2 separate regions of the Homo sapiens genome follow, and region 1 is linked to region 2. Evidence: read pairs that join two places in POLR2A ChIA-PET (ENCODE). Cell type or tissue: endothelial cell of umbilical vein. All regions are shown on one strand. Each heading gives the region's core, and the rest is flanking DNA. Links, peaks and the distances in the headings are about the cores only.

Region 1 (17,740 bases), core at 7,490-9,989, 110 kb after region 2:
TTCTTGGGAAGATCTACAAACAAGTGAGACAATAAAAAAACTAAAAAGAATTGGCTCACAGTTTTTAGAGAATTGACTCCATGGGAAAAAATGACTCAGACAAGAAAAATAAAGGCAGATCTATGAAAGGTGAGTAAGGAATAGTAATGTCCTCTGGAGCTCCAAGTTCACCTCCAAGTGTTCTGATATTGTCTTCATTATAGTATCCCCTCAAACCACACTGCCCGGAATCTAATTATAGGGCCTGAAACCTAAGTGGTAGGGCATGTGACCAACAGTCAACAATCCCCATAAAGGTTCTTAAGATAAAACCGCTTTGGAAGCAGGAGCCTGATAATTTATCTTCCTCAAATACTGCGCAGGCGGCAACTTTGCCTTGAATATCTGCTGTTGCAGCCATTGTGCCAGCTAGGCAGAGATGGAATAACCTTGGGAATGTTGTTCCATTTCCCTTCGCAGCTGAATATGCCTAATTCCATTTGCCGTTACTCCTCCTTTCTCTTTCCTTTTGTAAGAGGTTTTACCCAGGCAGTCAGAGGTTCCCAAACTTTTCAAATCTGAGCATCTCTGTAACTTCTGCACAGTGCCCCGGGGCAGGAGCAATTCCTTAGAGTTCCATTGATTAAGTGGTTTGGTACAAAAAAACTAATAACTGTTGGGTGTGGTGGCTCACGCCTGTAATCCCAGCACTTTGGGAGGCCAAGGCAGGCGGATCACGAGGTCAGGAGTTCGAGACCAGCCTGACCAACATGGTGAAACCCTGTCTCTACTAAAAATACAAAAATTAGCTGGGCATGGTGGTGTGCGCCTGTGGTCCAAGTATTTGGGAGGCTGAAGTGGGAGAATCGCTTGAACCCAGGAGGCAGTGGTTGCAGTAAGCCAAGATCGCATCACTGCACTCCAGCCTGGGCGACAGAGACTCTGTCTCAAACAAACAAACAAACAAACAAACAAAAAACCAATAACTACCTTTGACCCAGCAATTTAGCACCATTTGAGAATATAACAAATAATTATTTCAAGAAAAAATAGTATTTTTATTCTATTCTTAAATCACTCCCACTACTTACTAATGGGATGTGGGTGTACCCTGCCAACCTCTCATACCATAGGATCCTACTAAATATCACAAACCTCATTTCCTCTCCCACTTTCATTTTCACCAGCTTGTTATCACAGTACCCACCAAACCCTCGACTTTGCAAAAATATGCCTCTATCAATAGAAATATACTGCAATCAAATATTTTTTAAAAGGGAACTGTCTAGAGGTAGGAGTTTGCATAGTATTTGATAGATGTTGCCATTTTTCCCTTGAAATTTTTAAATACTCTGCAGACAGCACCCCTGTGAGTTGGCAGTGATACCCAAAGCGCCTAGGCACATATTTTGGGAGTTATGTGTTTAAGCCCTTAGCCTCTACAAAGTCCAACGACAACTCCCTAATTATAAATTCAGAAACCTAGACTCTAGTTCCTGTTTAGCCAGCCCTATGACACAGGCAAGCCATTTACTCTGTCTGGTCCTGTGCTCTTCAGTCACAAAAGGAGGATGCTGGCTTAGAGCATCTCCAAAGGTCTCTTCAGCTCTAAAATTATGAGAATAAACGTTAGAGGAGAGTCTCACTGAGTCGAGAAGAAGAAAAAAGGCTGAAGTAGCAAAGACAAGAAACATTTATTTTCCAGAAGGAAACAGCATATTAAAATTTAAAATAACATACATCTGCGTACTACCCTTACGTGTGGCATGACTGAAAGGCTCGAGCAGGAGGTATTGTTCAAGTACCAGTTGAAATGGCAATTGTACCTGCACAACGGCACACAATTTAGGATGTACTTTTAGTAAAAATGCCAGGAGCTCTGCTACTGGTTTTACTTGTATTTCCATGTTCTCTTTCCGTGCTTTCCGAAACTCCTTCTTGACAAATGGTTTGTATTATAAATTGACCAGATATTGTTAGCGGTGCCTGTGACTATGAAACAGACTCAAATTACCTCTCCTAATCGGGGATCAAACATATCAGTGAACCCAAAAAGCCTAAACAGCAGAGCTAACCATTGAAACCACAAAATACAGTATCTATAAAGAGGTGGTATCTCCTTAGATATTTTCTATATATTACCAATAATTTTGCATTTTTGGTTAATATTCTATGAAACTTTTTGTTTTAATTTAATGGGGTTTTTATAATTCGTTTCATGAAAGTGATTTAGAGCAAAAATGTATTTGCAGGGTACAGAGTACTTTATAAGGAAGATAAAATGCATTGAAATATTAATAAATTGAACTTTTCTGCCCAGTTTGCAAGGGGTTAAGGTTAAGAATCTAAAGCCTAATTTGATGGAAACTTTTTTAGTGGCCCATCATTCCTCTCATGTGGTTAGCATTTCAGAGAAGTACTTGTTGTTCCAGGACTTGCCCAAGTATACACTGCCAAAAAAACAACCAACATTGACTAGGAAAGTCTATGTGAGGAGGTCTTATATTTTTAGCCCTTTTCTATTCAAGTCCAACCATCAAAAAACTCACCCAGATCTACCAATGCCCCAGGGATATTTTCAATTAAAATTTGAAAGATAATTGTGTCTTAGTCAAATAAGAATAATGAGATTTAGTTATTCACATCATTAGATTGTTTGTTACTGTTTTCATTACAGTAATATTCCCTATCCTTCCAAATCCTTAATATCGATTCTAAAACAAAGGTGGGAGGAAATTACACAAGCACCTAGGCCCTGCCTTCCACACTCTTAATTCTTATCCATATTTTTTTTCAAAAAGTGATTCATAGATAATTGGAATCTAGATATTTTAATTCTTCTTTCCTTAAGAAAATTTCTGAAATATATGAAAGTGAAGACTCTACAAGGACATATGTAGGACATATGTATATTTATGTTTATGTATTAATTACATTAACAAATCTAAAATACGTGTGGAGTGTAAAATAGGAAAAGGGCTAATAATAAACAATGTTCTATAAATGAGACTTCTATAATATGCAAAGTTCCATTCTAAACTCCACAGACAATAAAAGCATATGCTACCCCTTTTTCTTGATGAGTTTTTGATATGTATAAGAAATAAAGACTTTTAACTCTTGTTGTAGGGGGTTGGGGAGAGGAGCTAACAAGATAAAATAGATGTATAGTACCAGGTAAACAGCAAAGATACATCACACAGACATTCTGCAAAAGCTAATAAATTATCAACATTATGAACCTTCTCTTCGTATTTTTGGTCTGAGATCAGGCCAGAATAAAAACTATGATAATTCAAGTTTTGTGCTGATAAAACCCGATGCTGAATGGTTAATCCTTGCTGCTCAAAAAATATCCTAAAGGACCAAAGCATGCAAACAACTATAGCTTTAGGTCAAAGTTAAACAAAAACTGTTTCACTCAAGTTCTACAGGGTTGCATTTTTGAAGAGACAAAGCAAATTCAGCAAAAATGTAATGATCAGTTGAATGTTTATTGTTGATACCAGGGATTTATTTATGACCTCTCATCTGATCTTTTAAAATCAATCCTAACTTTACTTTTCTACCCCAAGCCCAAACCCCAGAAAGAATAAAGTATTAAAAAGAGAGGGTGGCCAAGGTTTGTGGGCAAGGGTCCCTTGAGACTAGGACTGGGGTGTATCTAATTATGACATTTGAAGGTAACTGAATTTGAGGTTTTGTGTGCAGCAAGGCTGTGTATGCACGGTAGGTGAAGCATGTGTGCACACATGCACGCACACAAATAGATATGCAGCAGTGATATGCAAGGCGGGTGAGATCAATGTGTGTGTGCAGGAGGATATGGAAGGAGGTAGTGGAGGGGATTCTGAAAAGCTTCTTTTTTTTTTTTTTTTTGAAACAGAGTCTCTCTCTGTGGCCCAGGCTGGAGTGCAGTGGTGCGATCTCGGCTCACTGCAAGCTCTGCCTCCCGGGCTCACAACATTCTCCTGCCTCAGCCTCCCAAGTAGCTGGGACTACAGGTGCCCGCCACCACGCCTGGCTAATTTTCTGTATTTTTTAGTAGAGACGGGTTTCGCTGTGTTAGCCAGGATGGTCTCGATCTCCTGACCTCGTGATCTGCCCGCCTCAGCCTCCCAAAGTGCTGGGATTACAGGCGTGAGCCACCGTGCCCAGCCCTGAAAAGCAATCTGCCCTGCAAGTTTTACCTCATAAATGCCCTGGGTTCTTTTCTAAGATAACCAAAGCATAACCAGTGAAATATGGGGCGAATCATGATTAGTTAATGCTGTGAATATAGGTTCACAAACTCTGGGCTAGGTAGAGTATGTGACAAAACAACTTGTTAGCAGGGTGATTTCTAAGCCACAATCTCTGAGCTTTGAGGCCTTCCTCTAAGAAATAAACAGGCATAATATTTGGTACCATCCTCTCAGGAAGATCAATGAGATCATGCAGGTGAAACCTCTTTGAATATCTGGAAACTATGCAGCTGTAAGAAGTATTAAACATGTTTAAAAATGGGGGTGGGGGCAACTGTTAATTCTGTGAAGACAGAATGACAAACAATTGACTTCCTGACATGAAAAAACAAGAACACAGAAGCCTCTTACAAAAAAACCTCTTGGCTCCACTCACATTACTGTCAAGCTGTCTATGCTCATTCCTTTCTTGCTCTTTCATGCTTCTCAAAAGGGTGGGAGGTCTAGTCACTTCTCACCTCTTATTCACTCCTCAGCCACATCTGTCAGACCAAGCACTCAACTGGCACTGCTCCCAGTAAGGCCAGCAGTGACATCTCAGCTCCAAACCCACAGGTTGGGTTCAGTTCTTGCATCCTGGGCCCTCTTGGGTGCCAACCATGCCCTCTTTCTTGACCTTTCCTCCCTGGCCTTCTCACAACCAACTCTCCTGATTCTCTAGGACTCTGAACACTTAAGCAACTCTGTGTCCTGCTGTCTCCTCCATCACATCCAATCAATCAGGTAAGATCAATAAATGTTCACTGAACAGATGTTCATAAAAACAGGTATCACCAGTAAATGTGTTTAGGTATTACTGCACAGCAATTCACTTTTAAAATATAAAATTATCAGTTCAGACATGGAATCCCACTGAATGGCTAGAAGCTCTTAATCTCTGTAAATAAGAAAGCAAACTAAATAATATTTTACTGATTATACGGCTGGAGGTGGGTAAAAGACCTCACCATCCCTCATAAATTGGTCCATTGAACAGCTGTGTAGGTATTTTAACAGTTCTTTGCGAAATCCCAGCACCTCTGGGAGGCCAAGGAGGGAGAAATGCAAGACCAGAGTTCAAGACTAGCCTGGACAACATAGCGAGATCTCATCTCTACAAAAATAAAATAAAATAAAATTAAAAAGTTAGCTGGGTGTGGTGGCACACACCTGTAGTCCTAGCTACTCGCAAGGTTGAGGCAGGAGGATTGCCTGAGCACAGGAATTTGAAGCTGCATTGATCACACCACTGCACTCCAGCCTGGGCAACATAGCTAGATCAACTCTTAGAAAACACTTCCCTGACGAAGTTTGACTACAAAAGCTCATTCCTGCCTCAGACCCTTTACATCTGCAGTTCCCTCTACCTAAGACATTTTCTTCCAGATCTTCCTCTTGTTTCTACAGTGCACTTCATTCAAATCTGCTGAACGCCACTTCCTCAGGTGAGTGTTTCCTTCCCCACCACCCTATCGAAAATAGGAGTACTATTCCTACCTCTGTCACTTTCTATCTATTCCAATGGCTTGTTTGTTGTTTAAGGTATCACTGCCCAACATTATATTGAACGTTTCTTTTTCACTCACTTTAATTTCTGGCTCCTACCTTAAAAGGTAAAATCCATAAGGACAGGGGGCTTTGTCTTGTTTACCAAGAAATCTCCAGTGTCTGGCATGCAGTAGGTGCTCATTAAATCTTTGCTGAAAGAACAAATAAAAAACGGCTAGGCATGAAGATAACGCTAAGCCTGGGCTACACCACTGTTGGTTATTCAGGAAGTAACCGTGCACCTGGGTCACTGACACATCTGAGCTAATGGAGTGGAGGTGGGTGGCAAGTGTCTGAAGCAGGTCAAGCAGCAAGAATGCTTTCTAGTCCTGATGAGCTGCCAGGCAGTAAGCCTGTGTCTCAGGACTAATGACCCTGGCTCATCAGATTACCACACCTTCTCCAGGACAACAGAGTAGGGCTCAAAGGAAAGTGGCGTGACAGCCTGGGAAACAATGAGGACCCTGCAGAGGTCACTGACTTTCTCCATGCTTTCTGAAGAAACTTGAAAGAGAAGTCCATTCTTAGCAAAACTGGAAATCAGGTGAAACATTTAAAAAACTAAGGAAAAGAAAACAAAACAAAAACCCTTTTTTCTGTATCTCCCTATTTCTCTGCTATATTGCCAGGTAGCTGGACGGTGACTGCCCAGTGACTTTGATGCTAGATTTCCACCTTCCTGGCTGTGACCCAGACATCTCGTGACCTAAATGGCAGTCATCTAAATCCCAACCCTATGCAATGACCTCAGACCAGAGTTTTCACCTTGAAAACTGAAAAAGAGTCAGCAGGCCTGGGTGTCCATAATAGCTGTCCAGTCCATAAGCATCCAACTACATTCTCTTAGAGGCTGTTCCACCTTCACTGTCTGTTCCTGGAAAGCAAGGCTGTCCAAGGTGCGGGCAGCACCAGCTTTTCACCTTTACTAAAGCTAGAAGAAATACTGATTCCCATGCTTGCTGAGATTGCTTTTTAAAAAACTCTATGAACTAGGAATTAAGGTTTTATACCAAAAAAAAATAAGAGAAATAACCAAAAATATAACCAACGTAGCTTATTTCCCATCATCTAGAGATGACTCCTGATGATATCTTTTCCCATCATTTTGGTATACATTCATATACCTCTACACATGAATATATCACAAATATATTATGTTTATAAAGCAGCATATTGTACATCCTGCTTTAACACTTTTATAATAAACTATAGCAATTTCAAATACACACTGTTGAACATATTTGTAAGTATACTTAAAATATGAGTTGCAACTAACATCAATTGTTTTGATATAAAGAAGAAATTAAAATCCACTATAAAACCACTATGTAGACATAATCACAATCAGCATTTTGGTGCATTTCTGAAAGTTATTGTGTGACACATATCAGAATCAGGGTTTTTCTGAATATTGTACTCTGTAACAAATTTTATGAAATGATTTTGACAGAAGAGTCTGCTTCATATTTCTCAATCATGCCAGGTAGTTGGGGTTAAAAGGGGACTTTGATGTGTAATTAAGCCACTTAATTAACTTTTATTTCATAGAGGTTGGCACTGTTTATGAACCTAATTTCTGTAACAGCCCAATAAATGTCAATACATTCATTTCAAGTTTCTTTAAATAAACACTCTGCCCAAGAAGGCTTGCCACCTGATTCAAAGAAGACCTCTCAGCTGATGTACAGTTTCCTCCTACAGGTTAAGCTAATTCATTGTCCAGAGTCACTATCTGACTTTCTAAAAAGGCTTTTAATAGTCTCCAAAATGCTGTTCACTTTAGAAAAATTTCAACCATCAGCTGAATACTGATTCATGCTGGATAAAACTCATGAATGTTAACAAGCAATTGGGATGCTATAATTTGGTTCTTTTCTTTTAAAAATGGACAACACAGTATTTGAAGGAACTATAATGCCAGGGAAAAGGCAAAGGCATGCAGAGACGTAATCCAGTCTACCCTTCCACTGCCCCCAGAGCAAAATAACAAATTGCCATTGCTAGAAAGAGGATCAGTGTTATTTTTGGTTTAACTTATAAAACAGGATTTAAGATTTTCAGTTAAAGTAGCATACCTAGGAACATTATAGCCCACAATGTTCATGATGGGCTATAATGATGTATATGACGTATATGTACCAAGGAAACCCTGAGGCATTCTTATTCAGATACAGTTTCACAAACATAAGAAATGAAACCTTTCCCATATCAGCAGGAATATACATTTTCTGAAATGCATTAGAGAGAAGGACAAAAGTTCCTTACCAACGAAAAAAGGTTAAAAACAAGTATTAGGTGTTTCAAGGGAAGGGACTTTCTGTACCTGGTACCATGTCATACAATCAATTCTATTCAACAAACATTTACCAAGAATGTTATACCACACACAGATAATTAAAGGAGGCTTGTAGACCTCAGAAGCCTAAGACAATGATTGTCAAAGTGTGGTTCCTGGGCTGGGAACACCACAGCACTATTTACTAGAAGATCTTAAATTGCAAATTCATTTTCTTTAGTACATGTAGGGCTATTTAACTTTTCTCTCTCTACTTAGAGTTTAATTGTTTCCTTAAGGTGGAAGCTTACATCTTCATAATTTGTTTCTAAATATTCCTATAATGCTTATATACCTTTCCAATTTTATAGTTTTTTGTTTTTTTTTTTTTTTTTTAACTGGCAGAAGGTATTCCAACATCCATTACTCTTCATACTGGCCAAAACCAAAAGTCATTGAAAAGAGTGAGTAAAACAAAACAAAACAAATCAGGCAGGGCAAAAGGTCTCCACACTGGTGAACTGTATTGTAGACTGAATGAAAAGACAGCCTAGCGCACATACAAAACATATCGGATACTGCAGTGGAAGAACTGTGTTTTGAATGGATGACTCCTCTGATACTTGCTTTCAATCCTGTGAGAGGAACTATAATTCAAACTTTCATGATTTTTAGTAGAAAGAAATGTATGGGAAAAGTGCAGCTAGGAAGATTATACCCAGAAACAACACACATACTGCTCCCATCCAGCAATGTGAAGCCATTTCCTTTTCTTTCCTTGCAGGAATATATACATCCCAGCTGCTGTCATCCCATTAAAAAAGACTAATAAGTCTAGGCGCGGTGGCTCATGCCTGTAATCCCAGCACTTTGGGAGGCCGAGGTGGGTGGATCACAAGGTCAGGAGTTCAAGACCAGCCTGGCCAATATGGTGAAACCCTGTCTTTGCTAAAAATACAAAAATTAGCCGGGCATGGTGGCAGGCACCTGCAGTCCCAGCTACTCAGGAGGCTGAGGCAGGATATAATCGCTTGAACCTGGGAGGTGGAGGTTGCAGTGAGCCGAGATCCAAGCACTGCACTCCAGTCTGGGTAACAGAGCAAGACTATCTCAAAAAAAAAAAAAAAAAGACTGATAAAAATCTCTTTTCCTACAATATATATTTTCTATTTTATCTCACTATGCTAGCTGAGATAAAATAGAAAACACAGTCCATGCTTGAGACAATTTAAGAAAAACTACAAAAAGCATCTGAGATAGTTTAGATTCTGGAAATGTCAAATGTCAGAATTTTTAGTCAAAACTGTAGAATTACAAAGTTGCCACTAAAATATAGTGGGCAAAGGATAGTCACTCCAAATGGGACAAAAAAAGAATCTTCACTCCTACTTCTCATCATACATGCAGATCATTTCCAGATGAATCATAGACCTAAATGTGAAAGGCAAAATAGTAAAGCTTCTGGAAATACTATAGGAAAATATCTTTATGACCTTCAGGTAGGCGAAATTTTTTAAACAGGATACAGAGACCTACCTGTAAAGGAAAAGACTGAAACTGGACATCACTGTTCAAAGGATATCAAGTATAAAAAAGAAAGCCTTAGAGGAGAAAAACATGTTTGGCTCATAATTCTGACAATACAGAATATATGAAGAACTCAGACAACTCAACAAGACAAAAAAAGTTTTTAATAGGCCAAAGTCTTGATTTTTTTAATATATAAATAAAATAACCTCATTGAGCTTACTTTCTCCACACGAAAAATAGGGTCATATCACCTATCTTACAAGATTCTTCTCAGGATCAGGAATAATGTGTATATAACACAAACCACCGTGTCTAATAGGTGCTCAATAAGCACCTGTTATACAAGGAGTTCGCAGATACAGTATCACTCAGAATCAATCATCAACCCCTTTTATACATAAACTTTCCTCTTGTAAAATCAAGATAATTATAAAATCAAGATAATGTTCCACCTGACCTGCCAAATAAGTCTGTAGCATTTCTGCTATGGAAAGTCATAGGAGGTAAAAGTACTCATTGAATATACGTGAACTTCCAAAGAAAAGTACACAGCTTGATCATTCCCATTTCAATATTAAAAGAGTTGCCAATTTAGTCATCAGTGAAACTATACAAGAACTGGGTCATGACATTTTATTATTCAGCTACTTTATGAACTCCATATGCAACTGCAGCTGTCAGCTCTAATACTAGAGGATCAAATGAGTTGGAAAGATTAAACAAATGGGCAGGAGAGATGCCAAGAAGGGTATAAACTCCTGGACAGGAGTCCAGTTGGTTCAGTTACAAAGTTGATCCTTAGAAGACTTATGTGCACTACAGGCACGCACTGAAGAGAAGCATAGGCTGAGATGCATGAAATACAAAAAGAGAAGAGGCTGAGATGCATGAAATACAAAGAAAAGAAAACGAAGGCAAATACAGGTGTAAAAAAAACCAGTACTACTGTGGTTTTCAGACTAATTCTGAGTCTACTTTTAGTCTTACAAATAAATATATTCACTACTTATCATAGAGAATAAAATATAGGTTCTGTAAGAAATCTCACTTTTACTTTTTTGAGACAGAGTCTCGCCCTGTCACCCAGGCGGAAGTGCAATGGTGCGATCTCGGCTCACTGCAACCTCCACCTCCCGGGTTCAAGCGATTCTCCTGCCTCAGCCTCCCGAGTAGCTGGGACTACAGGCATGCGCCACCACGCCCAGCTAATTTTTGTATTTTTAGTAGAGACGGGGTTTCACCATGTTGGCCAGGCTGGTCTCGAACTCCTGACCTCATGATCCGCCCACCTTGGCCTCCTAAAGTGCTAGGATTACAGGCGTGAGCCACCGTGCCCAGCCAACTTATTTTTTAACATTAACATATATCTGGGATTTAATAAAAATCAGATAATGTATTTTTAAACAAAAAAAATCAGGTTGTTGCCTATATCACACCATCTAAGCTAACAGGGGGAACACAAATAATGGGTCAATAAAAAAAGAAATCCCCTGAGATCTTGAAGTCAAATTCAAAAAAAAAAATCCCACAAGTTTTCTAATCTAAAATTACTTGAAGATAAGTCTTCAAACTTCCAAATTCTGACCGTATAATCATATTACCCTAGCTATTTCTCTTCTATTATTATCTTTATGACTGTAAGTTTTAAATAGAAGGCACACTTAAGAATTTATAAGTAACTCAAAGTACTCTAAACTCAGTTCTATTCATTCCACAAGAAAGGTCAGTACACTATCTTGGTGCAAGTCTGTGACACAGAAACTTTTTACAATGTCACAATGTTAAAAAACAAAAAGCTTTTTCTCTGTCTTTTTTTTTTTTTTCCTGTGGCTGAATTATTCGGGAAAATCTCAGGCCAATTGATAACCTAATAAAACAAAGAAAAACTAGCCAAAAGCTTTGTGAATTTGTGTTTTTCCAGTTACCAACATTTTCACAGCCCATGCTTGATTTATCTCCTATGCATGGATCTAGTTTTCATTCATACAAGACTTGGAACATAGAAGAACCTGCCTTAGTTGAAGTCCTCTATTAGTTTTCTCAATGGTCCAGCTATCTGAATAAGTTCTATGGCTTCCATTCCACTTTGTCTCTCTGAAAAAAGCAATGGAATCCACATTTTTAAAATGGCTAATGCGGGTGTGGTGGAACTTGCCCATAGTCCCAGCTATCGGGAGGCTGAGGCGGGAGGACTGCTTGAGCCCAGGAGTTCAAGTCCAACCTGGGCAACACAGTGAGAAAATCTTGTTTCTATAAATAAATAATATAAATTGGCTGGGCATGGTGGCTCACGCCTGTAATCCCAGCATTTTGGGAGGCAAAGGCGGGTGGATCACTTGAGGTCCGGAGTTCAAGACCAGCCTGGCCAACATGGCAAAACCTCGTCTCTACTAAAAACACAAAAATTAGCCAGGTGTGGTGACATGCACCTGTAATTCTTGGGAGGTTGAGGCACGACAATCACTGAAATCCAGGAGGCAGAGGTTGCAGTGAGCCGAGATCACACCACTATACTCCAGCTTGGGCAACAAGCTGAGTGAGACTCTGTCTCTTAAAAAATGATAATAATAATAACAAATAATAACAATATAAATTTTAAAATTGCAAGCACATCGCTGCCTGTCACATATAAGTAAAAGTGTAAAAAGGGTAATATTCATAAATTTAAACAAAGATATGCCCAACACATTTGTTTAAAATCCTAATTCAATGTTTGTGCTTACAAATCTAAGGTCAAGCTATTATTGTTATCTTAAAATCAAGAATACAACTACAATGAGACCCACCCCACCAAAGGCACCTTGCAAGACAGTCTTACAAATTCATGTTCTTCTCACGATTATTTATAAAACAGAATTTAGAAAAATTTTAAATATCTAATAATAGTGGATGTGTTAATTAAGGTACCTGTAACAGAATAGTGTAGAGCAACTGAAATGGATATTTCCTGAGAATTTTTAGTAGCCTGAAATAATTTAATGATACATGGTGGGGGTCAGAGGGAGAAGTATAATTCAAAATCCATAAACAGTATAGCCTCAGTTTCACAAAACAATAGCTACAAAGAGGAAAAACACCTCAAAATGTTACAGTAGCTTATACTTGGATGTTTATTTTTTTCTCCTTCCTACTGAACAAAAATATTGGTTTAAAATTTAAAATGTTTCTCTGAACAAAAACATCAACCTAAAATGATTTTTCAGTTAAATATAAAAGACTACAAGATCACTTAAGCCACAATGATAGAAGTACCTAGTCAAGTCAACTATACTTCAGATCCCAATAAATCAGATAATGTTATTTCAAGAAATCCTTAAACCTGAGAATTACCAATGTACCTTGCTCATGTTTTAGAAGTAGGGGGAATTTTTATCCCCAAATAATTGATGACCAAGAAAATATTAGGTGCACAAATAAGTTTTAAGAAACTGGCTAAAGTGTAAATCTTAAATATTAGAAATAGAAAGAAGACAAGTGAAAAAAGTAGAAGGAAAGAGGTTATAATAAAAAAGACTGAGATGACAAGGGTCAACAGTGGTTGCACTTACTCACTTCCACTACTCTCAGGAAACACTCTGTGCTATGAACTCACAGGGAGAAATGCCATTCCCTCAAGTAATTGTTCCTGGATCATGAAGATAAGAAAAAGCACACCTTTGTGCTAAAACCACAGCACTGAACTACTCTAAAGAAAATCCACGATAATTTTTCCATCGTGGTACAAATTATTATCACTTAACAGTAAACAAAGAGAAATACCAGTGACCTCATCTATTGTATACTTTGCATAGTGAAAAAATCCAAATGTTTTAACCTGAGATATTTCAGAAATGGCAATTGCAAAACAATACTCACAGCCCCCCATAAAAGATTCTTTTCATAACATCCAGCAATCTTCTGATTAACCTATTTCCTGCTTCTGGAGCAAGGATTTGGATCCATAATTTGTTGGTAGAAACTATAGGCATTCTGTATTTAGACACTAGACACATACACATCTAGTGTTCAACATGATAAAGAACTAACTAATGGGAAGTACAGAGTTCTGTTTCATAAGTCTTCTTCTGGCAGTGATGCAGGCTCAAGGAACTACGCAAGCAACGCATTTCAAAATTCCACGAAGGTGTTTCAAAATGTACTGAGAGAGCTCTAGAATACCGGGGGTGGACTAGGAAGTATGATGCCAAATACATGTAACTTTATTACATTTATGGCATTTAGGCTTATAACAAACTTCCCTTTAAAAATAGGTCTTGGTCAGGCGCAGTGGCTCACACTTGTAATCCCAGCACTCTGGGAGGCCTAGGCGGGTGGGTCACGAGGTCAAGAAATCGAGACCATCCTGGCTAACATGGTGAAACCTCGTCTCTACTGAAAATACAAAAAAAAAATTAGCCAGGCGTGGTGGCAGGCGCCTGTAGTCCCAGCTGCTCGGGAGGCTGAGGCAAGAGAATAGCGTGAACCTGGGAGGCGGAGCTTGCAGTGAGCCCAGATCCCGCCACTGCACTCCAGCCTGGGCAACAGGGCGAGTCTCTGTCTCAAAAAAAAAAAAAAAAAAAAAATTGGTCTTAAAAGATCTGAGGATTCTTTTTGACAGACATCAGAAAATTGTAAGAAATACTGCAAGCAATGCTGAATAGTGAAACTGTGTATAAGCTCTCCATATTCCCAAAAGCAAAAAAGGGCCTTCCATTTTTTTCCAGGAATGGTTATGCGGGTTACCTAGCAATCCCAAGTAATTTCTATATAAAAACAAGTCAGGTTTTTAAAAGAGGAAGGCACTGATTGATAGGCAAATTTCTCATCCTTGTTATGCCTATAAAGTAAAATTATGGATTAAAATGAATGTTTTATGTTTGAGGCCAGAAATTAGAGACCAACCTAGGCAACATGGTGAGACCCCATCTCTACAAAAATAAATTTTAAAAAATTAGCTGGGTGTTATGGCATGTGCCTGTCATCCCAGCTACTCAACAGGCTGAGGCAGGAGGATCACTTGAGCATAGAAGGTTGACGTTACATAGTGAGCTACTATCATACCACCATACCTCAGTCTGGGCGACAGAGTGAGGCGCCATTTCTTAAAAAATAAGATGGGATTTTTTATTTTTATTTTGTTTTTTTTCTGAGACAGAGTATCCCTCTGTCACCCTGGCTGGAGTGTAGTGGTGTGATCTTGGCTCACTGCAACCTCTGCCTCCCAGGTTCAAGCTATTCTCCTGCCTCAGCCTCCCAAGTAGCTTGGATTACAGGTGCCCACCAGCACGTCTGGCTAATTTTTGTATTTTTAGTAGAGGTGGGGTTTCACCATGTTGGCCAGGCTGGTCTTGAACTCCTGACCTCAGGTAATCCACCCACCTCGGCCTCCGAAAATGCTGGGATTACAGGCATGAGTGACTGCACCCAGCCTAAAAAGGGGTATTTTAGTTAATTTATCACATAACAGATGTTTTAAAACACCTAAACATTAATCATGATGTAAATTCAACATTTACATAACACAAATGTCCCTTTTCATGTGATAGTCAGATGTTGTAGTCAGAATCAAACCATAATACCTAGACTCAGCTCAACTTTGTAACATCACTTCTTAAAATTATTATGTTTCTATGTTATATGGAATAGCAAACTAAAAATTGTATGTTACCTTAAAGCACTTTGAGAGTAGGTGAGGACATTTTGATGGGTATAGTAAAACACACACCTGATGCAGCTTATGAACCAACAAGTGGAAGCATGAAGAAAACTACTTGGAGAAATACACACTAACATCATAAAGTCTTAAGACATTTAGAAATCCTCCCATTGCATGGATAAGAAAATTGAGGCCAAGACTGACAAGGCAGTCAAGATAAAGCCATACTATATGAGGCAGACAAGATATGCACACTTCAGAGCTCCCAACGGATTTTTTTTGGTGTAATTTCCAAGGTATTATACATCCAAATAATTAACTCTTTCTTGAACACACCATCATCTAGTATAATACTGTAATGCAGTGGTGATTTTGAGAGCTAGTAACCTACCTCCAACAATCACTTGCTGTCAATAAATGTTATTTTCATAAACTTTAAAAGCTGATCTTTATGAAGTGAAAGGTATAGTAATACACAGTATGTTCATATACTGTGGTGGTGTCCATCTGAGGGCTAATGCTTTCCAAACCTCACCAATTCCAGCCATCATCCTCATCCAGGTCAGCTAAGGGCTGGGTGTGTCCTCTACAGTCAGGATAGGTTTTACACAGGAAGTGCTGGCACTTACACAGGCTGGAGTGAAGATGTCAAATGAGGATGTCAGCATTTTTGGTTCCCTCTCTCTAGCTCAGAAAAGTACTGCAGGAAACTTCAAACTGACCATATGCCAATGAGTTATGGGCTAAAACTGGAACTGTCCTGCACTGCTACTGTGAACCAGGGCCAGAAGGATCCTCATGAGTATGCTGGCCTTTGTTCTTGACCTCTTTTTTCAATGTTTTGGCAGTTTGGAGGGCAAAGAAAAAGAAAAGTTATATGGAATATTTTCTGATGATTTGGCATTGTACATTGTAGATTTTTATGTATCTTTACAATCAACTAAACCTTTCACTATTCATTCAGAGATTATATGGATCTAGCCGTAGAAAAATGTTGCAGGGATTACACTGAAATAAAATTGCACCCATAGATGTGTGATTGTGCTATTTTTCTGAGTTCTCTGCACAGATTCTCTGCCTTGTAGATTTTACAAAATACAGATTTATCCCTACTGGCTTTAAATCAAGTGATCCTGATCAATTTACTCACACATGCTTGAATTTCAGAATGGCTATAGGAACTGCAATTTTAACCAATTCGTTACAAGCTAAAATTAGTATTCTACCCACACACACACACAAAAATTATCATGTGGCTAAAAATAAAGCTTCATAAAAGGAGAATACACTAAGCTATTTATATTTTCCTAACACCATCATTATATTCCGTATCTTGATAAAATTATCAGTAATTATAGCTGTATACTTAACTTGCTATGTGCTCTCCTCATAACAACCTCAACAAAAAGTCATTAATAGGTGTTGAAACTGAGAACATCTATACATCATCTATAACTGAGAAAGTAACTTTCCAGATAGTAAACGGCAGGTCTGGAATGCAAATCCTGAACTATTTAACTTCAAAACGTGATTTCTAAAGTGCAGAACGTCTGCTTATCCTCCCAAAGTTTGTCAAAATTATTAACGTGGGATGAAATAAAAATTTTTACCCTATGTCTTCGTTTTCTTGTATTCTCCCCCCAAACTCAAAACTTAAAAATTTTTATGCCTGGTAAAGTTCCTCTTTCTACCTCATGGGATTCTTTGCATAACTAAATTCCTGGAAACTCTGTATTTAATCTACTTGTAAGCAAATCATTTTATATATAATCTGGAATAGTGGGATCATTTTAGAGTAACATATCTTGCAGTCCTACAGTCCGCTCAGCAATAGTTGCTTTTATCTTAATTTGCTTATTCGCTGTACAAATGAGAAGAACATATGTGTAACTTCCTCAAGGTCACTTCGAGCCAGAAATAGAATTTTGGTTTAAGGTCTGGTTGCTAAACCACACTTCCTCTTCAATGGTAAGCTACCATTGGTAAGCTGGTCACTAAGAAATAGAAAACAAGAAGCATGGGATATTCAAAATACTTTTCATGCCAGAATTTCTCTTTTCCCTACCCATCTGTCTCTGTTTTTCCCATCTCCTAAATATGCTATATTGTGATTATGGAAAAAGACAGCAACTGCTTTGGCAGATAAGGAAAAACACCTTATTCCTATTTCAAACATGAAGCAAATATTTCATTTCCTTTGTTTATTAAAATATATAATGTGGCCTTGAAAGTCACGGCACTTTTTTAAAAAATGCTTAATTTATCCATTCTATTTAATTTTACTGGTATAGACAATTACTTTGATTTGTAAATTTGAGACTGTTCTCTAAGAAATGTGTAGGTACCAAGACATGTGACAACTGGCACTACTATAGAGGGTTTTATTTAAAGCAGACTGCCCAATTGAACTTTATGCAATAATGAAAATGTTCTATAATTGTGCTATATAATAAGGTGGCCACATGAGCACTTGAAACATGGGTTCGTGTGATCAAGGAACTGAAATTATTTCAATTAACTTAGATGTTCTTTTTTTTTTTTTTTTGAGAC
Region 2 (8,725 bases), core at 5,978-8,477:
ACTTGCCTAACTGAAGTGATGATAACAATTTCCAATGAAATTATCTTCTAACAGCAACATTTGACTAAAGTAGCTGTGAGATGTATTTCTCTTTGAAACCATAAGGCTGCTTGGCCACTTGATTATTCCAAAATAGGGAGAAAACAAAAAAAAAGCATTTACTTTTAGCATCATTCCAGTCCAGGGAATCAGGAGGCAATTTCCTTAGATAGTCCTTAAGGAGCATCTCATACCGGGGAATCCGCTGAACAGGTTCTAGCATGTGATGCTGCAAAGTTAAGCTCCCACAGATTTTCTGTTTCTGTAATGAGAAAGGTTTTCTAAGAAACATTTAAAAATTAGGTTAGCAAGTCTAAAAACTCACTGTAAAACAGAACTTTCGTCAAGGGCAATATTTTTCGACAAAGTGTGACTGTCCATCACCTGCATGAAATGCAGATTTCTGGCCAGGCACAGTGTCTCACACCTGTAATCCCAGCACTGTGGGAGGCTGAGACAGGTGGATCACCTGAGATCAGGGTTTGAGACCAGCCCGGCCAACATGGCAAAACCCCGCCTCTACTAAAAATACAAAAATTAGCCAGGCGTGGTGGCACACGCCTGTAGTCCCAGCTATGCGGAGGCTGAGCCTGAGGCAGGAGAATTGCTTGAACCTGGGAGGCGGAGGTTTCAGTGAGCCAAGATCGTGCCACTTAGCCTGGGTGACAGAGTGAGACTCCGTCTCAAAAAAAACAACAACAACAACAGAAAACAGATTTCTGAACCCCACCTCAATCTGTAACATCACAATCTTTGGGGAAGGAGATGGAGAATATGCATTTTTTTCTTCTTTTTTTGAGACGGAGTCTCACTATGTTGTCCAGGCACACAGTGGTGTGATCTCACTGCAACCTCTGCCTCCTGGGCCCAAGTAGTCCTCCCACCTCAGCCTTCCAAGTAGCTATAGGCACGTGCCACCATGCCCAGCTAGAGAATATGCATTTAAAAACACCTGATATTTCTATAACACTGAAGTTGAGAACTACCAATCTGGTGTAAGAACAGAAAGGAGGAAAAAAAATCAAGCAGAATTTTAAGCAAGAAAATTCCAGATTGCTGATAACCACTTCAATTAGTCACTACAAGGGTTTGTGAAGTCACATTATTAAATCATTCTATATAGATTTTTCAAAAGATGTGCCTATTTAATGAGGTTTGCTAAGCACAACTGTATTAAATGACTTTGGACTCAGCAGAAACTATTTGATAATAAGGCTATGATAAATGTCATTGCCTTTGAACTTAAAAAAGACTCCATATAGAAGAATAACAAGGTCTGGGCATCTTATCTGTCAGAAAATTTTATTTTTTCATCAGTTCAAAGCATTCTTTTTCATTAGAAACCAAATTCTGTAAATAGAGCTCCATTTCTTAGGGCAAAATTAAGACCGTATCACTTGCTTCCAAGAAACTGTTAACAAAAGAGATGAAAAAATAAGAAATGTTCTTGTTCCTGTTAAACAAAGCAGAAATCCCATTAAAGTATATACTGAATTCACACCATGATCAGGGTACTGCAAAGCATCAAAGCTATATTAAGACATGGTGTTTGCATTTGAAGCAAACAAGTGACTAAAGGCTTCACAGAGAAGGGAACATTTAATGCAACCTCTGATAAGTACAGGCTCTGAAGAAAAAGACAGACTAGGGAGCGAGCCCAGGAGGAGAAACCTGAGAGAACAGGCCCACAGTAATGAAGCATGAAGTATGTTAAATGAAAGGGACAGAGAGGTTTTCTTGGCAAAAAAAAAAAAATAAGTAGAGGAAAATAGAAGACGTAAAGTAATGGTAATATGGGTAATAATGTCAAGGTGAGTTTAGATTTTTTTCATCTAATGTAGATTTTTGTGCATGACAGTTGTATCATTAGATCTGAGCTCTATTAGATTAATCTACTGCAGTGTGGCTTTAGGGGGACGGGGGAAACTAGTTTGGAAGTTGTTATTATAGACCAGGAAGAAAATAATAAGGGCCTGAAATTGGCATAGAAGCTGAGAGAATAGCTTTCCTTAATAAAGTTTAAGATATTAATTATATAAATTTAAATATCTCATTGGGTTTTCCCAAAATCTATTACGTACATCAAGGAAAGTATTACTGATCCCAAATATTTTACATGAAGAAACTGTGGCTCAGATAATTTAGGAGCGTTTCCTAAGGTCAAGTGACTATAAGCAGCAGACTTAGGATTCTAAACTAGGTTAGTTGATTCCCAATCTACCACTCTTTTCACAACCCATGTCATTTCATCATAATATAGAGAAGACAGACATTGTACAGATAGAATTCAGAGTGTGACTAGACAATAACTACCACTATCACCACCATCGCCACTATCATTTAGTGAGCACTTACTATGCAACAAGCACTACGCTAAGCAATTTGAATACATTATTTCACAGGCAAATGAACACATACAGAGAATGAAGACATGTAACAAATCAAAGATAAAGCTAAGTTGTCAAGCTCTGGTAAATGACAGGATAATGGTGTCACCTAATAAATCCAATACATATCAGAATAATTATCTACTCTATGTAAGGCCTAAAAAGTCAGATGGAAAAATGCTTGGGAGCTAAAAATAGGAAAAGAAAATATTGACTTTGTTTGGATGACAAGATATTCACATGCTCAGCTGTTTGTACCTAGAGTTTGGGAGTAGAGAACTAGACTAGAAACAGCAACCCTAGAGGAACCTGTCTGGCAAGTTAAAGGCATGTGGGAATAGGATATCACTGAAAAGTATGAAAAGAAAGAAGAATGTAGAAGGCAAACTTTGTGCTCTGCCTACATTTCAGAGTTAGCAAAAGAAGCTAGTAAAAATCAAAGCAGGAGCCCAATATTCAGTAAGGTAGGGGAGTGTTTAATTACAAAATAAAAGAATGTTAAAAAAAAAAAGGAGTGAAGGGGATGAGGCAGACCTTCTGGCTACAGCTGAATGAAGAGACTGGCAAATCCTCCCTGTTAAAAGCAGCTGATAGGCCGGGTGCAGTGGCTCCTGCCTGTAATTTTAGCACTTTGGAAAGCCGAGACGGGGGAATCATTTGAGGCCAGGAGTTTGAGACCAGCCTGGCCAACATGGCGAAACCCCGTCTCTACTAAAAGTACAAAAATTAACCAGGTGTAGTGGCATGTACCTGTAATCCCAGTTACTCAGGAAGCTGAGGCACAAGAATCGCTTGAACCCAGGAGGCAGAGGTTACAGTGAGCCGAGATCATACCACTGCACTCCAGCCTGGGTGACAGAGCAAGACTCTAACTCCAAAAAAAAAAAAAAAAAAAGCAGCTATAAAGCTAGATAAAATTGACAAAACAATATTTGCATTTTAGAAATTGATTAAAAGGCATGCAACAACCTGAAATCTGTTTACACTTTAAAAATTGTTGAACTTTGGGTAAGAACGGTGAGAATCTGTGGCATTCTAGCCTGTGGCTGCTCCTGTTCCTCTCCCAGCTCAGTCACTATGAAGGGGCCATCAGGGTGGCACGGACTGTGAGGACTGGCAGCTCCTCTGCTGAGGCTGAAAAGGGCTCATTCATTTGGAGTGGTGGGCAACATACACACCCAACAACATCAGTAGAAGTGAAGATCCCTGAGGTGAGTGAGAGGTGAGAGCCAATAACTCTACTAGCCAGAAGTTGTGGTTGTAGATGTGAAAAATACAGTAATTGAAAAGAAAAATTCACTATAGGTTCAACAGCAGATTTGAGATGACAGAAGAATCAGGGAACTTGAAGAAAGACTAGTAGAAATTATACAATCTGAATAATAGAACAAAGATTGGGAGTATCATTTGAACCCAGGAGTTCAAGGCCAGCCTAGGCAACACAGCAAGACACCATTTCCAAAACAAACAAAAGGAACCCACCAAAATTTGTGTAATGGGAGTAAAAAGATTTTAAAAAAGAGAAAGTGAAAAGGACAGAAAATATTTGAAGAAATAATGGCTGAAAACTTCTGAAAATGATTAAAAAAAAATCAATCTACAAATGCAAAAAGCTCAACCAACCCTAACCAGGACAAATACAAAAAGGTCCACACCCAGACACATCATATTTAAACTGCTGAAAGCCAAAAAACAGAGAACATCTTGAAAGCAGCAAGAGAAAAGTGACTCATCACACGCATGGGAGTATCAATACAATCAATGGCTGGCTTCTCATCTCAAACCACAGAGGACGGAAAGCAGGAGAATGACATATTCAAAGTGCTGGGGGGGATCTCCATATACTGGTTGAGTGCAGTGGCTCATGCCTGTAATCCCAGCACTCTGGGAGGCTGAGTCTAGGTGTTCAAGACCAGCCTGGGCAACATAGCCAGACCTTGTTTCTATAAAAAAATTCTAAGATTTAGCCAGGGTGGTGGCGCATGCCTGTAGTCCCAGCTACCTGAGAGGCTGCGGTGGGAGGATTGCTCAAGCCCAAGTGTTCAAGGCTGCAGTGAGCTGTGACTGGGCCACTGCACTCTAGCCTGGGTGACAAGAGCAAGACCCTGTCTCTAAAAAAAAAAAATAATAAACATTATAGAAACAAAGGCCAGGCGCGGTGGCTCACGCCTATAATCCCAGCATTTTGGGAGGCCGAGGCAGGCAGATCATAAGGTCAGGAGATAGAGATCATCCCGGCTAACACGGTGAAACCCCATCTCTACTAAAAATACAAAAAATTAGCCAGGCGTGGTGGCAGGCGCCTGTAGTCCCAGCAACAGGCTGAGGCAGGAGAATGGCTAAGTAAACCCAGGAGGCGGAGCTTGCAGTGAGCCTAGATCACGCCACTGCACTCCAGCCTGGGCAACAGAGCAGCGAGACTCCGTCTCCAAAAAAAAAAATAAATAAAATAAAAAGGAAAAACCCATATACCAGGAATTCCCAATCTAGCTAAACTGGACTTCATTCTTCATTCATTCAAAAGTCAAGAAAAAATAAGTGTAGTCCCAGACAAAGACTGACAGAACAACCATGTATGCTGAAAGAAACTTACTCCAGAAAGGGCAAATATAATAGTATACAATAGACTTATAGATACATTTTTTTCTCATATCCTTCCATAACAATTGTAGCACTGTATTATAGACTCACAACATATAAAAACTTAATATACAGGACACTAATAGCACAGAGCATAGAGGAGGGAACAGAGCTATATTGGAACAAAGTGTCTACATTTTACAAGAATTAAGGTGAGTATAATCTGAAGTACATTGTGAAAAATTAAGATGCATACTATAATCCTAAAAGCAACCACTGGAAAATAACTCAAAAAATCATTTGACAATTAGAGGAATTAAAATGGTACAATTAAAAAAATTCATATGACACAAAAGAAGACAGTCAAGGAACAACAGAATTCCCATGCCAAGAATCTTAGATGATCTAAAATATGCCTTTTCAATATCAACTGTATCAAAGAATATGACATTAACAATTTTGACTAGAGAATCAAGTGGAAATTATTATGGTATTATTAAAGTATGTTATTCAGGTTTGGTGAAACAGAAGAAAATGAGGACACAGATATCAAGTGACAAAAAAAGAATGATTAGTTTCCCAAATCTCAAGGTTTACAGCAATCATTCTTTATATTCCTTCCAACAACTTAACCTCTGAAAGAATGCAAGAGAGACACAGACCCGAATGGGAACTCATTTTGTAAATTTATGTAGACCCTAATAAAAATCATCCTCTGCTGGTCTCAAAAGCAAATGGAGAAGTTATTGCTTAGTATGCAGCATGTGACTGATACGTATTTCAGCATTGCAGAGATGATCTGCATAATTTGGAGTAGAATGAATTTTGGCTAGGTATCTCAGACAGATCTCTAGATCTCAGTTTTAGATATAGAAGACTGTATAATTTGTATGGAAATAGTAATTCATAGCTTTGAACAAAACAGTCCTATTACCTGAATTTCTTCAACCACTGATTTGAACTGGGGAATACGTTCTGTCATGTTTTTAACCAATTCCATTGCATTATCAAATCCTTTCACATATTCTCCATACATCTTAAGGAATGGTGCCAATTTCTGAAGGATGTCTCCAATTCTAGGAGTAGTTTCCCTGTATCAAATATAGAAAAACAAGTCTTTAAAAAAAATTTTTTTTTGAGACAGGGTCTTGTTCTGTCACCCAGACTGTAGTGCAGTGGCATTATCACAGCTCACTGCAACCTCGACCTCCCAGGTTCAATCAATCCTCCAGCTTCAGCACTCTCAGTAGCTGGGACTACAGGCACGCGCCACCACGCCTGGCTAGTGGCTAGCTTTTTGTATTTTTTGTAGAGATAGTGTGTCACCATGTTGCCCAGGCTGGTCTTGAACTCCTGGGCTCAAGGGATCCGCCTGCCTTGGCCTCCTAAAGTGCTGGGATTATAGGCATGAGCCACCACGCCCGGCACATTAAGATTTCTTATAGAATGAGTGAATTGACAGGACTAGAGAGGAAGTAATCACATTCTACATACATCCTGTGCTTTATCTCATTCACCGTACTGTGAGGCTGATAGAAAACAATGCAGCACCTTTTTAAAGGGGCTATCAGAATGCCATAGCAAAGAGAGATGCTCCGGAATTCTTGAAGCTCCACATTACCCGATATCTTGTCTTCACTAGCTAAATGATAGTTTGGAGAGCAGACATGAAGTCCTTTGTACCACAACTTCTATCAGTAGTCTTTAATGTAAAAATTTAGCATAAATGTCTAGTTACAGTTGTGTGTGGCATTTCTATTTCAATTTAAAAGCTGAAAAATACAGCATGACTGCCTTAAACATATCATTTTCTATCTACTCCTCTTACCATTCTTGCATTCGTTTCTCCAGCTCTGGCAAGAGGAATTTACTATGGAAGGCATTTATTGATGAAATATTAGAAAAGATTTTATTCACCATCTCTGCTGGAAACGAGCCTCGGTTTGCTTCTTCCAACAGTTTGCAATAAAATACCTGAATAAAAGAATAATGTAAGCATTACTTCACATTTATTGGTTAACCACCTAGCACTGTGCTAGGCACATAGTGGGCTCTTAGTAACTTTTTATTGAGCAAATGGAAAAGTTTACAGTTCAAGAGAATCCTTTGAAATTTAGGAGTGAGTATATGCTTTGATTTAGAAGAATCAGGAATAAGAATTAGGAAGCTTTGATTCTAATCTAGGCTATGCTCCTATCCATAGGAATATTATGGCGAATAATTCACCTTTTCTGTGCCAGAAAATTTCCAGTTGAGGTTAATAGAATTCACCCTTCCTATCCATAAGCCAGAGTTAGGAAATGTGAAAACACTTTATGTATACACAGTAATTGTGGTATTTTTCACTTCTCTTTATGTTTCGAAAGACTTCTTCACTTATTACATATTTCCCTTTATTGTAGTTTGCTGACATAAGTCTCATTTTTCCTATTAAAATTGTATGCTCCTTGGGAAAGGGGAACATCATGATTTAGTTCCCACAACAGAACAAGTGCATAATAACTGGCCAATGAATGGACAAAGGAATATTTCAATTCTCAGATACTTACCTGCTTTTTAGTAAATAATAATGCATAGTAATGTAAAACACTGATATGTAGGGGGAAAAGTCTCTTCCTACACATAGTAACACGTACCTTGAAGACAAAAAAAAAAAAAAGAAAGAAAGAAAGAAAGAAAGAAAAACAAAAAACAAAAACCCAAACCTTCAGTCTTAGCTATACTTCACTAGGGCTACTATACCTCTTAATTGCCATTCTGTTACATGTAGGCAGAAGGAGGTCTATTCCTTCATAATGTCCAGATGGTTGTTAATTTTCTAAATTCACCTCCACTCTATTTTCTTGAGAGGCAAAAAGAACAAAAAATTATGTCCTTAGAGGCTCCAATAGTTAGGTTACTATAGTAATTAGGACTCTAGAATTCTAAAAGGTCAGCAGCAGTGGCTGACGAGTTATTTGGCTTTAGAAAACCACACAACTTGATAAGAGAAAAGAAATATCTCCACTATGGGAATATCTAAAATTTCAGGTCTGTAATTCCCATAAGGAAGAAAGTTGTTTCAAAGGTACAAACTTCATATCATTTGATTTTGGCTTATGGTGAAATTCCTTCAAAAATGAATATGTGACCCATAAACTCATTCTTTCAAAGAGCATAGGCCTTAAAATGGCTTCTCATGGCTCACCCTAGCAGGCAAGTGGTTCACTTCTGGAACTAATGATAAGGAGGTATGCACAGGATTGCCTGTTTCCATGAAATTCCAGTTTCCAATGGCAGAAGTGGGACAATTCTTATAAGTAACACTCTAACATGGCAGCTTTCCCTTCTAACAAGGAGGCTATATGGGCAATCTACCATTTGTCCTATTCTTTATTGCTGAAACAGGATTAGGATGCCTTAGGGTCCAGGCGTGGTGGCTCACGCCTGTAATCCCAGCACTTTGAGAGGCCAAGGTGGGAGGATCACAAGGTCAGGACTTTAAGACCAGCCTGGCCAACATGGTGAAACCCCGTCTCTACTAAAGACAGAAAAAATTAGCCGGGCGTGGGTGGTGCATGCCTGTAATTCCAGCTACTCGGGAGGCTGAGGCAGGAGAATTGCTTGAACCTGGGAGTAGGAGGTCGCAGTGAGCCAAGATCAAACCACTGCACTACAGCCTGGGCGACAGGGCCAGACTCCATCTCCAAAAAAAAAAAAAAAAAAAAAAAAAAAAAAGA

Evidence for each region. ChIA-PET counts read pairs that join two places held together with the same protein. Peaks named below come from ENCODE experiments on the same cell type or tissue, not always from the same donor. Only the 100,000 strongest peaks of a DNase experiment are listed, where the experiment ranks them.
Region 1: POLR2A ChIA-PET joins it to region 2 with 5 read pairs; 3 of 35 experiments call an interaction of 5 or more read pairs at or near these places.

Annotation. Positions count from the first base shown.
Region 1 is chr12:32,481,814-32,499,553 of GRCh38, reverse strand. All of the region lies in intron 1 of FGD4 (FYVE, RhoGEF and PH domain containing 4), which reads right to left. Among named protein-coding and RNA genes, the nearest start is that of FGD4, 91 kb to the right of the region's middle. RefSeq lists a silencer at 17,040-17,199. In endothelial cell of umbilical vein, for the core only: no CTCF peak of the experiment used is centred there; a DNase peak (open chromatin) is centred at 8,603.
Region 2 is chr12:32,599,533-32,608,257 of GRCh38, reverse strand. FGD4 (FYVE, RhoGEF and PH domain containing 4) reads right to left here. Exons shown (of 17, transcript NM_001370298.3): 6 at 6,835-6,980; 7 at 5,941-6,097; 8 at 163-301. Among named protein-coding and RNA genes, the nearest start is that of DNM1L, 75 kb to the left of the region's middle. In endothelial cell of umbilical vein, for the core only: no CTCF peak of the experiment used is centred there; no DNase peak of the experiment used is centred there.